Linked DNA regions of Homo sapiens: region 2 is linked to region 1. Evidence: chromatin contacts called from ENCODE Hi-C or POLR2A ChIA-PET data. All regions are on one chromosome and are shown on one strand. Each heading gives the region's core, a stretch centred on a gene start or an enhancer-like site at or near the end of the contact. The rest is flanking DNA. Distances are from core to core; before and after follow the strand shown.

Evidence for each region. Hi-C counts contacts between places; a loop is a spot of excess contacts on that map. ChIA-PET counts read pairs that join two places held with the same protein, here RNA polymerase II (POLR2A).
Region 2: a map with no recorded cell type shows a loop between it and region 1 (2.0-fold over the local background). The contact joins two enhancer-like sites. A Hi-C loop is called at or near these places in 1 of 168 maps with a recorded cell type or tissue (colonic mucosa) and 2 of 37 single-sample maps with no recorded cell type. POLR2A ChIA-PET finds 5 or more read pairs at or near these places in 12 of 52 experiments (A673, B cell, H1 and 7 more).

What each region holds. Positions count from the first base shown.
Region 1 is chr2:200,902,190-200,908,049 of GRCh38, reverse strand. It overlaps NIF3L1 (NGG1 interacting factor 3 like 1), which reads right to left. Exons shown (of 7, transcript NM_001369441.2): 7 at 4,125-4,556. The coding sequence ends at 4,372. Among named protein-coding and RNA genes, the nearest start is that of NIF3L1, 16 kb to the right of the region's middle. Within about 2 kb of position 2,295, at least 2 of the 41 ENCODE cell types and tissues checked have a DNase peak (open chromatin) inside an H3K27ac peak, as active enhancers do.
Region 2 is chr2:200,941,923-200,947,782 of GRCh38, reverse strand. ORC2 (origin recognition complex subunit 2) reads left to right here. Exons shown (of 18, transcript NM_006190.5): 6 at 5,006-5,098. Among named protein-coding and RNA genes, the nearest start is that of ORC2, 19 kb to the left of the region's middle. Within about 2 kb of position 2,947, at least 7 of the 41 ENCODE cell types and tissues checked have a DNase peak (open chromatin) inside an H3K27ac peak, as active enhancers do.

The DNA of each region.
Region 1 (5,860 bases), core at 1,046-3,545:
GTCCCAGCTACTCAGAAGGCTTAGGTGGATCGATCATCTGAGCCCAGGAAAGCTGAGGCTGCAGTGAGCTGTGATCATGCCACTGCACTCCAGCCTGGTGGGTAACAGAGTGAGACCCTGTCTCAAAATAAAAGATCAGTTGGTTTGGGGGCTGATAAATAGATTTTGCCTAACTTTTAAACAAAATAACTTTAGAAGTCTACTCTTTGTTCCAGCTAATTCAAATGTGGAGGCAGTGGCATTGTTCAGAATGTACTTTTTATATTCTATGAGGTCAAATTACTCTTCCAGCATAATCCTGAATAGCCTAAATTTGAACACTTACTACACAAAAGGCAGTAGTTGTGAGGATATTAAGGTGAAATATGAAATGTCTATAAGTGTTTGTTTTTGAGACAGGGTCTCTGTCACCCAGGTTAGAGTGCAGTGGTGCCATCTCAGCTCACTGCAGCCTTGACCTCCTGGGCTCAAGTGATCCACCCACCTTACCCTCCTGAGTAGCTGGTACTACAGGAGGCACACACCACCACACCTGGCTTTTTTTTTTTTTTTTTTTCCTGTAGAGATGGGGTTTCACCATGTTGCCTAGGCTGGTCTTGAACTCCTGGGCTCAAGTGATCCACCCACCTGGGTCTCCCAAAGTGCTGGGATTAACAGGTGTGAGCCACCTCACCCAGCCTATGAGGTTTTAATAGCATAAGTTGTAGCATCCTTAATGTGTTGAATAAGGCAAATTTGAAAAGACTGATGCTATGGAAAATATAACTTTAAGCATGAGTACAATACAAAGCTCATTACTAAATTTTCATACCAATTTTTATATTTATCACTGGCCCCAGGCTTCCCAAGTATTTAGGGTCAACATCTTTACCTTTGGTACCCAAAGTGTAGGTCTTAAAATGGCAGCATTTGCCTGGCACAGTGGCTCACGCCTGTAATCCCAGCACTTTGGGAGGCTGAGACAGGTGGATAACTTGAGGTCAGGAGTTCTAGACTACCCTGGCCAACATGGTGAAACCCCATCTCTACTAAAAATACAAAATTAGCTGGGCATTGTGGCGAATGCCTGTAATCCCAGCTACTTGGGAGGCTGAGGCAGGAGAATTGCTTCAACCTGGGAGGCGGAGGTTGTATTGAGCTGAGATCGTGCCACTGCACTCCAGCCTGGGTGAAAGAGTGAGACTCTGTCTCACAAAAAATAAAAAATAAAAAAAAATAAGGCCGGGTGTGGTGGCTCACGCCTGTAATCCCAGCACTTAGGGAGGCCGAGGAGGACGGATCACCTGAGGTCAGGAGTTTGAAACCAGCCTGACCAACATGGAGAAACCCTATCTCTACTAAAAATGCTTAATTACCTGGGTCTGGTGGCACATTCCTGTAATCCCAGCTACTCGGGAGGCTGAGGCATGAAAATCGCTTGAACCCGGGAGACGGAGGTTGTGGTGAGCCAAGATCACGCCATTGCCCTCCAGCCTGGGCAACAAGAGTGAAACTCCGTCTCAAAAAAAAAAAACGGCCAGGCTCAGTGGCTCACACCTGTAATCCCAGCACTTTGAGAGGCCAAGGCAGGAGGATTCCCTGAGCTCAGGAGCTCAAGACCAGCCTAGGCAGTGTAGCAAAACCCGGTCTTTACAAAAGTAAAAATTTTTTTAATTTGAAAAAATTAGTCAGTAGGGGGTGGGTGGTGGCAGGTGCCTGTAGGCCCAGCTACCCAGGAGACTGAGGAGAGAGGGTCACTTGAGCCCAGGAGTTTGAAGCTGCAGTGAGCTATGATCACACCACTGTACTCCAGCCTGGGTGACAGAGCAAGACCTTGTCTCTAAATAAAAAAGAAAAAGGAGGGAGATTAGGATTTTGCTTTGGGACTGGTGAAAGGAGGGCAGGAGAACTCTGAGAGATTGTTTCCTGAGGCCTGCCCCTGAGGCTTAACACACCTAAAAGACTGTAACAAGGGCTAGAGGAGTTATAAGCCAGGAACTGTGCAGAAACATGTATATATGTATGTTTTATATATGATAATATATGTATATTTTAACACCCCACATATTAAAAATCCAGATTTCCTTTGCCCCTGAAAGATCAGGAAGACTTGGCCACGCTGGACCTTCATTCTGCCCAGCAGCACTTGCCTTGGGCTGAACTGTTGCTGCCACCTCCTGGCCAGCTTCACTTCTTTCCTGCACTAGTGTCTGATTTGGATCCTGATCTAGATTGGTATGGAGCACCCTCTAATACATGTGCACAAGAGATTATATAAGGTGTCATGGATGCACAACAAAGGTGGTGACACTATTCCCTACAATCTGCAACCTTCCACCTGGAATGTATTGTCCATGTGGGCATCCAAGGCGACCTTTTAAGTCCTACAGGATAGGGAAGATTTTTCATGTGACACCTGTGAGGGAATGTGCATGTCCTTCCTCAGCCTTCAGCTTTCTGGAGTAGATAAGGGATTACTAAACCACTGTTTCATGTCAGTATCTGGCCTTATTTATTAAATCAGCAAAACAACACAAAACATGTCATTAGACACTAAGCTTAAAAATGACATTTCAGGCCAGGCACGGTGGCTCAACCTGTAACCCAGCACTTTGGGAGGATGAGGTGGGCGGATCCCCTGAGCCTAGGAGTTGGAGACCAGCCTGACCAACATGGTGAAACCTCGTCTCTACTAAAAATACAAAAATTAGCTGGGAATGGTGACGTGTGCCTGTAATCCCAGCTACTTGGAATGCTGAGGCAGGAGAATCGCTTGAACCCGGGAGGCAGAGGTTGCAGGGAGCTGTAATCATGCCACTGCTCTCTAGCCTGGGCAACAGAGTGAGACTCCGTCTCCAAAAAAAAAAAAAAAATGACATTAAAAAAAAATGACATTTCTTTTGAGCAGTGTTCCTTTGTATTTTAATAATCCTGTATTTAATATAGATTAAGTAAATATTTAAGTTATAATGGATGTCACATAAAATTTCCTTTAAAGATAGGTAAGAAGATAAAATAGATACTTAAAAGGAAATAAGGGAGTCAAAATACTAGAAAAAAAATCAAACACAAAAGGCGGCAGTAATGGAGAAAACATAAGTGAAAGATGCCGGACACAAAGGACCACATGTTTATGATTCCACTTATAGAAAATATCCAAAATAGACAAATCCATAGAAATAGGATCCAGGGGATGGGAGGAGGGAATTATTACTTAATGGGGGCTTCCCTCTGTGGTGATGAAAAATGCTTTGGAACTGTAGTGGTAACAGTACCACAACACTGTAAATGTACTAAAAGCTACGGAATTGTATACTTTAAAATGGTGAATTTTGGAAGGGGGGGGCAGGAAAATAAAATGGCGAATTTTATGTTATGTGAATTTTACCACAATAAAAAATAAACAAAAAGAGAAAAAGTTGCTTTACACAAAAGCATGAAGTAAAAATTACATGTGGTATGGTAAAATAGCACAAATCATAAAAGCAATCTAAGAATGCCTAAAATGGAGGGAATATTGCTTTAGCCAGATTACCTGAGAACGCAGTCCTCAGGTGGAGAAAGGTGTATCTGCCCTGCCCAACCAGCAGCAGGCAGGCAGGGGCCTCGCAGCCCAGCGCAGGTGCTGTTTAGAAAGGGGCATCCACATGGATAAAAGGCCCAGATTAAATGGGGCAGGATGATATTTTGAGATATCTGACTTTGTTCTTTCTGCTCTGGAATTTCATTCCCTGGCCCTGCCCCCTGCCTGCGGCAGCCAAGTTCATTGCCAGGAGAGGGAAGTGACAGAGCAGAAATCGGGAACAAAGGACTGTGGAAGAAAAAAAAATTACAGGTAAGTCATCTAAAAAGCAATAAAGTAACAGTAATATGAATAATGATTGTGTATACATATTTTCAAAACAACATCCTGATAAATCTCATTCTGATTCTGAAATTTAGGTGAGAGACTGGAATGTAGGCAGAACTAGGAACAAGGACAAACAGAACTTCTTATCACTGCAAAAAGGCTACTACCTAGAAGTGTTCAAGCCCAAGTTTTTCAAGCATAATGTTAACTAACCAAGGGCAGAGATACCCAAATGGATCCATCCCATCTACAATTAAACTAAGGACAGAATCACTTGAGCTCCTTCCAAAGAATGTTAAGTAAACAGATTTTATTCAATCTTTCCTAGAGTTTATAATGAACATTTGTTATTTAATATGGTAGTTATATTACAGTTTTACCTTACGAGCGATAGAACATTTGGTGAATAAGATTAACAAACCGGAAATGATGATACCCTCGAAGACACTCTCTGGAAGCACACCAGTCCCACTGACTCATGTTACAAATTTAAGTTGGCATCCAGCTGATTTGTAGAATGTGTTATCCTGATGTTTCTGCAATTATACCACCTGAAGAGGGTCCCTGTCAGTCTCTGATAGGATAATATTTATCTTATTCTCCAAGTGAGAATCCAGCATATCTCGAAGGTCAGAAAGAAAGCCTCGTTCAGTGTTGCTGTGTTCACAGAGGATGACATTTATTCCTTGGGAAGCAGCATCCAAAGTATCATGATGGGACATCTCACCTACCAAAAAGGGAAGAGCAAATTCTTAAATGCTAAATATGGAATCTGTGGAATGAGGAAACACAAAAGCAGAAATACCAAGTTTGTAGTCTATATGAAGTGAATGTAATAGAGCAGAACTGTTTTACATATAAATCTAGAAAGTAGTGTACAGTTTTCTTTTATGTCCTCCAACTTAAAAAGAGAGAAAAGTCTGGGCGCGGTGGCTCACGCCTGTAATCCCAGCACTTTGGGAGGCCTAGGCAGGCAGATCACCTGAGCTAAGGAGTGCTAGACTAGCCTGGCCAACATGGTGAAACTTCCATCTCTACTAAAAACACAAAAATTAGCTGGGCGTGGTGGTGCGTGCCTGTAATCCCAGCTACTCAGGAGGCTGAGACAGGTGAATAGCTTCAGTCCAGGGCCTGGAGGTTGCAGTGAGCCGAGACTGCACCACTGCACTTCAGCCTGGGTGACAGAGTAAGACTATCTTGAAAATATAAAAATAAAATCCATCCCACTGAGAATTCCAACTTCTTTTTCCTTAGCAGACCCCAAGGCAATTATCCAATCCAACATATCTGGCCAGAACCAGATCTGTAAACACCCATTCAAAGTGTTTCCACGGTAAAATGAATGATCACTGCCAAGTAAAATGAGGCCTTCAGAAAATTTGCCTCTTATGTAAGTAATAAATACCTCTGGAGGAAATTATATGTATACTGCCCAGCAGACTTATGCTTTGTAAGCACCAGTATTTCTGTCGTCAACTTAGTCTAATATATAAGGATGAAATGAATTTAAGATTACTTCCAGGTTAAAAACAAAGTATTTTTCTTTGACTTAAGCAAAATCCCTAGAAACTCTGGAGGGAATCTCATCTGTTGTGAAAAGATTTGGGGAAAATTCATATTCTGAATTTTTAATTTATATTGTTAATTTTTTTTTAGATGGAGTTTTGCTCTGTCACCCAGGCTGGAGTACAGTAGCACGATCTCAGCTCACTGCAACCTCTGCCTCCTGGGTTCAAGTGATTCTCCTGCCTCAGCCTCTCGAGTAGCTGGAATGACAGGCACCCACCACCATGCCTGGCTAATTTTTGTATTTTTAGTAGAGATGGGGTTTCACCACGTTGGCCAGGCTGGTCTCGAACTGCTGGGCTCAAGTGATCTGCCCGCCTCAGCCTCCCAAAGTGCTGGGATTACAGGCGTGAGCCACCATGTCCAGCCTAATATTCTGAATTTCTTAAAATGCAGTTTGTGAATTTGATGACTTCTAATTTAAGAGCAAAACTGTACTGTGTACAATTAGGTTTGTTCTTTAAA
Region 2 (5,860 bases), core at 1,698-4,197, 39 kb before region 1:
GCCTGGGTGACAGAGTGAAACCCTGTCTCAAAAAAACAAAAACAAAAAAATCAGATGGCACTGTATTTCGATCTTGTGGTATGAGGGGGTCATCATTTTTGAAAGCAGTAAGGAAGGGAAATAATATATGTGAAAGCACTTTGAAAATTATAAAGGTATATAAATACAAAGTTTGGAAATACCAAAAAGTCAGGAACAAAAGTATAATAATTATCCACCTGGTAAATGTAATAGTTGAAAAAGAGGGCTTATAACGTATAATTATAAAACACCTATGGATATTTCTTCAGTGGTTTGTTTTTATTCAATCACTGTAGCCAATGACACATGTAAACATTCAAGGTCAAGTAAAAATAAAATATGTTAAATGTTGACACTGATGAGGAATATATGAGAAGTAATTATAAAACCTGTATTTCTGAATATAAGTTAATCAGTTGCCAAAATCAGTTTAGTTTTTCTAAAATGTGTAACATTAAATACATTACTGATTTTGAACATAACATGGTACATACAATAATTTACATTAATTGATGTGTTTCTTAGTATTTATTATCTACATCAAGAAATTAAGTTTTTTTGGTTGGTCGCGGTGGCTCGCTCCTGTAATCCCAGCACTTTGGGAGGCCGAGGTAGGTGGATCACTTGAGGTCAGGAGTTCAAGACCAGCCTGGCCAACATGGTGAAACCCAGCTCTACTAAAAATACAAAAATTAGCTGGGTGTGGTGGCACACACCTGTAATTCTGGCTACCTGGGAGGCTGAGGCAGGAGAATCACTTGAACCCAGAACGTGGAGGTTGCAGTGAGCCAAGATTGCACCACTGCACTCCAGCCTGGGTGACAGAAAGAGACTCCATCTGAAAAAACAAGAAATTAAGTTTTTAAATCTATAAAAATGACTGAATCCTGTATAGGAGCACTGAGAAACCAGAGAAGAAATGCTGATGTAATAATTAGAAAGATAAAGTAGACAGCAAGACCAAAATGAAACCCTAGGACAATGGTGCAGGACAAAGAAATACCACTGGAGAAAGAGGAGAATTATTATTGTAAAGTGAAATAGAACTCACAGGAGTAATCAAGTAGTAGTTCTCCATTTGGAGAATTAGCATGCTCATAACTTAAAGATGATAATGTGTTGTATTTGTAAGCACTGCATAAAACTGGAATATTATCCTCATTCTGCGCATTTCTGTCATCATATCTGAAAGAAATACACATTTTAAAGTCATGAGAAGATAGTTTTATAGATATTTCGTCTTTATTATTATGACCATGAAATTTCAGGAACGCAGTTTAACAGACTGATCAGACTTTCTATAATCTTTGTTTAGTTATGATGCTCTTTAATGAATTTCATTGACTCATTAAGTATTGTTGCTAATTGTGTTTACATCTAAATATATCAGTAAAATAGAATGCCTTAATATTTAATAAATAACATGATCTGCCAGAAAATCATATGTTATTCTGAGTATAAATGATGATTTTGTCCAGGCATGGTAGCTCACACCTATAATCCCAACACTTTGAGAGGAAAAGGTAAGAGGATCACTTAAGCCCAGGAGTTTGAGACCAGCCCGTGCAACCTAGTGAGACCTTGTCTCTATAAAAAAAAATTAAAAAAAAAAATAGATTTTCATATAATTGGGCTAACCAAGATATAGGGCTAGAAATAGACTATAAGTTAGATAGGAAGGCTTTGTAAAATACAGAGAATGTATCTAGAGTAAGAAAATAAATGTAAACAAAAGAGCAAAAGTAGAAGTACCAGGTAGAGAAGAAAGTGAGGAGTTCAGTCAGGCTGGAGAAATAAATGGGTAAATTAAAAATAGATTGAGATCCAGCAATCCCACTACTAGATATATACCCAAAGGGTATGAAATGAGTATGTCGAAGAGATATCTGCACTCCCGTGTTCATTGCAGTATTATTTTGCAATATCCAGGATATGGAATCAAGCTAAATGTTCATCAACAGAGGAGCAGATAAATATAAATGAGGTAAAAGAAAATAAGTATCTTTTTAAAAAAATTAGAAAATAGATTGGTTAGATAGGACCAGATAATAGACTAATCTAAAGCTATCATTAGACAGAGACCAGTTTATTGTGTAAAATACAATACAGATGAATTAATAGAATAATGAATATAAAGATACAAAATTTATGCCCTATTTTTTTTTGCAAGCCCACAAATAATATCATAATTTTTTTTAAGGGTCTCACTGTATTGCCCCGGCTGGAACGTGTGGTGTAATCTTGGCTTGCTGCAACTTCCATGTCCTAGGCTCAAGCAATTTTCCTGCCTCAGCTTCCTTTCCTCAGTGTCCCTTTAGCTCGGGCTAAAGTCACACGCCACCACACCTGGCTAATTTTTCTATTCTTTTGTAGAGACAGGGTTTCTTCATGTTGCCCAGTCTGGTCTCGAACTCCTAGACTCAAGTGATCCACCCACCTCGGTCTCCCAAAGTGCTGGGATTATAGGCTTGAGCCACCATGTCCAGGTCTAATTTTCTATTAATAGAGTCAACAGCCATGCCATTACATTTCATTTAATATCATCAAAAACAAATATGACATAGGAGCAAGAAAAGAATAAAAACTGTACACATGCATTGAAAGTGTGCATGTAGATGATTAATACAGAGCAAAGGTCAGCCAGCTTTTTCTGTAAAGGGCCAGACAGTAAATATTTTCAGCTCTGTGAGCTAGACAGTCTCTGTTGTGACTACTGAACTTGGCTGTTGTAGCTGAAAAGCAGCCACAGACAATACGTATGGATGGTGTGGCTACATAAAGCTGTACTTAAAACAAGTGGAAAGGCTGGGTTTGGCCCCATAGACTTATAGCTTGCTGACCCCTGACATAAAGAAACACTGTAACTTTTTGCCATTCATAGTCATAACTAAACACAAAGTTATGTGTTAAATAGTGATTCACCGCTGGGCGTGGTGACTCATGCTTGTAATCTTAGCACTTTGAGAGGCCGAGGCGGGAGGAGAACTTGAGGCCAGGAGTTTGAAACCAGCCTGAGCAACATAGGAAGACCCAGTCTCTACAAAAATTTAAAAATTAGCTAGGCATAGTGGCGCACGCCTGTGGTCTCAGCTATTTGGGAGTTTGAGGTGGGAGGATTGCTTGGGCCCAGGAGGTCAAGGCTGCAGTGAGCCATGATCACGCCAGTGTACTCCTGGGCGACAGGTACTTGTACTAGGCATTGTGCCTGGTGCTTATTAGACATGTTGAGTCATCCAAGAGGTGTTGGAATGTCTGCCTATCTCTGTGTGCTCACAAAAATGACTATCTTAGCCGGGCGCGGTGGCTCACACCTGTAATCCCAGCACTTTGGGAGGCCAAGGCAGGCAGATCACGAGGTCAGGAGTTTGAGACTAGCCTGGCCAGCATGGTGAAACCCCCGCTCTACTAAAAATACAAAAAATTAGGTGGGCATGATGGCACACATGTGTAATCCCAGCTACTCAGGAGGCTGAGGCTGGATAACTGCTTGAACCTGGGAGGCAGAGGGTGCAGTGAGCTGAGATCGCACCACTGCACTCCAGCCTGGGCGACAGAGCAAGACTCTATCTCAAAAAAAAAGAGACTATCTTGTTCTTAATCCTCTTCAATTCTTCCTTTTTATTCTTTTCTCCCTGGCTCCTTTGTAGTTTAATAGTTATTTAAAATCAGGTGGAGCATTTTTATGTTTCAGTATAACACCAAAATGATCTCAGCTAAGTTGCTTTTGTTGCTTCTTTTCATATGAAGTTTTTTCCCTATCCTGTGAATCAGCCTTTAATCCAAAAATGACATAAAGAGAAGAGCAAGGACTGAGCCTTAAGTATGCCTAGAATGTTGAGGAGGCTGAGGACAGTGAAGAAGAGATGAAATAACCACAACCAGTAGCTTGGGAACCAGGATAATGTCATAAGACTCAAATGGAGGAATTAATATCAAGGGAAGATTAAAAAAAAAAAAAAAACTTAGTGAATCATATAGAAGACCGAAGGGATTAAGGAAGAAGAAGCAGCCAATTCATTTGTAGAGATTGTTATGAGTATTTTGGGTCAGTTTCAAGACTGGAGGATAAAAATGGGGGCAGGTTAGAAAGGTTTAGGAGCCAGTAAAATGGCTTTCACTTGTACAAATTTAACTACACCTTCTCCATTTAGAGAAAAAAAGCAAAAAAGCAGTTAATTTGGTATGTGCCCTTTTTCTCAGTGAACAGTGTCCCAGTGTGAGAGTTAACTTGGAAAAGGTAAATCTGTTTCTTCATTTGGGTTCATTTTCCACATGCCTCTCATGGTGTGAGTGTGAGAGCATCATTAAAGATAACACTTATATTTTTTTATTTAAAATGGCCTCTATTATAAGTGATTTGGTCTTTGGTCTTTAGAAAAAAAAAGCGAGAGAAAGAAAATTGTTAAAGTAAAAATAAAATGGCCCCTAAACAAAAGACCACTATTCCATTTATTCTCGGTTGAAGAAATGGCCATCTGTTCAACACTCTATTTTATGTATTATTTATATGTATTATAGACTTTTTGGCACAAAATAAACTGTTCACACTTTATGGAAGATTTAAAAGATTTTAAAGTATAATTTTAACTCTGCACAGTTTTCACTTGATTTTAGATCTCACTTTCTGGCCCTTCTTTCTCACCCCCCATCAAAGATGTGCCTCAACTATATATGGTAAGAAATGAAAGGAACATAAGTGGTTGATGGAGAGGAGAGTATGGTAATTAGAGAAAGCAGCAAGGTCAAAGTTAGTTATTTGTATTTTCTTTTAAAGAAATCTGTGGGTAATATGAAGGAAAATTTGAAGATTCTGGGAAGACAGCTAATAAAGGTGAAAGCAGTATTACTCCTAATATGGGTAGGATTATTTTTCTGATAAAAGTAACAGAGGTTTTTAAAGAATTTTTGTAAGCGTAATAAGGTTATTTCCCTCTTTATCTACTGTTGTCCTTTAAAAGGTTTTTATATATTTCTTTGTTTACAGCTTCAGAACTAGCAAAAACACCACAAAAAAGTGTTTCATTCAGTTTGAAGAATGATCCTGAGATTACGATAAACGTTCCTCAAAGTAGCAAGGGTAAGACATTACATTAGTTCTTTGAAAAGAATTTTCATAGTTGCTTCAAGATAGAGCATGTTACTTTTTTCCTTGTTTGTGAATTTTTATATATATTTTCTTCTTTTCTGAAAATTCATTCAACAAAATGCAATTAATATTTCAACTCATGTACCTTAGTATACCCGTGTTTAGCAGTCAGTAAGAGGGAAAAATATCTGTGCTAACTGAAGTTGTGCAAATTGACAGGGTTAACCAGAAATAGTCTTTAAGTCCTGTTGTCATGTGCTTGAGTTAGCCAATTATTTATAGAAGATTTGGCTTTGGGAAATACTATATGAAATAAGGCGTTTGGAGTTTGGAAGTCTTACAGATTGTGGAGCAGCTGTTTTTGAATGATCCATTCTAACTAGATTAAAAAGTGTACATTTCGTTGCTCTTTATTTATATTTTTGTTTTTGTTTTTGAACACCAATGTCACTTGCCGACATTTCTGTTTTTTTCATTTTTTAGAGACAGGGTCTCGCTATGTTGCCCAGGCTGAAGTGCATTGGCTATTCACAGGCACAATTACAGCACACTATTAAAGCCTTGAATTCCTGGGCTCAAGTGATCCTCTAGCCTCAGCCTCTCGTGTAACAGGGCCTATAAGCACACCGCATTGTGTCTGGCTCCATTGTACTTTTTTTTTTTTCTTTTTTTTTGAGAAGGAGTCTCGCTTTTCACCCAGGCTGGAGTGCTGGAGTGCTGGAGTGCAGTGGTGTGATCTTGGCTCATTGCAAC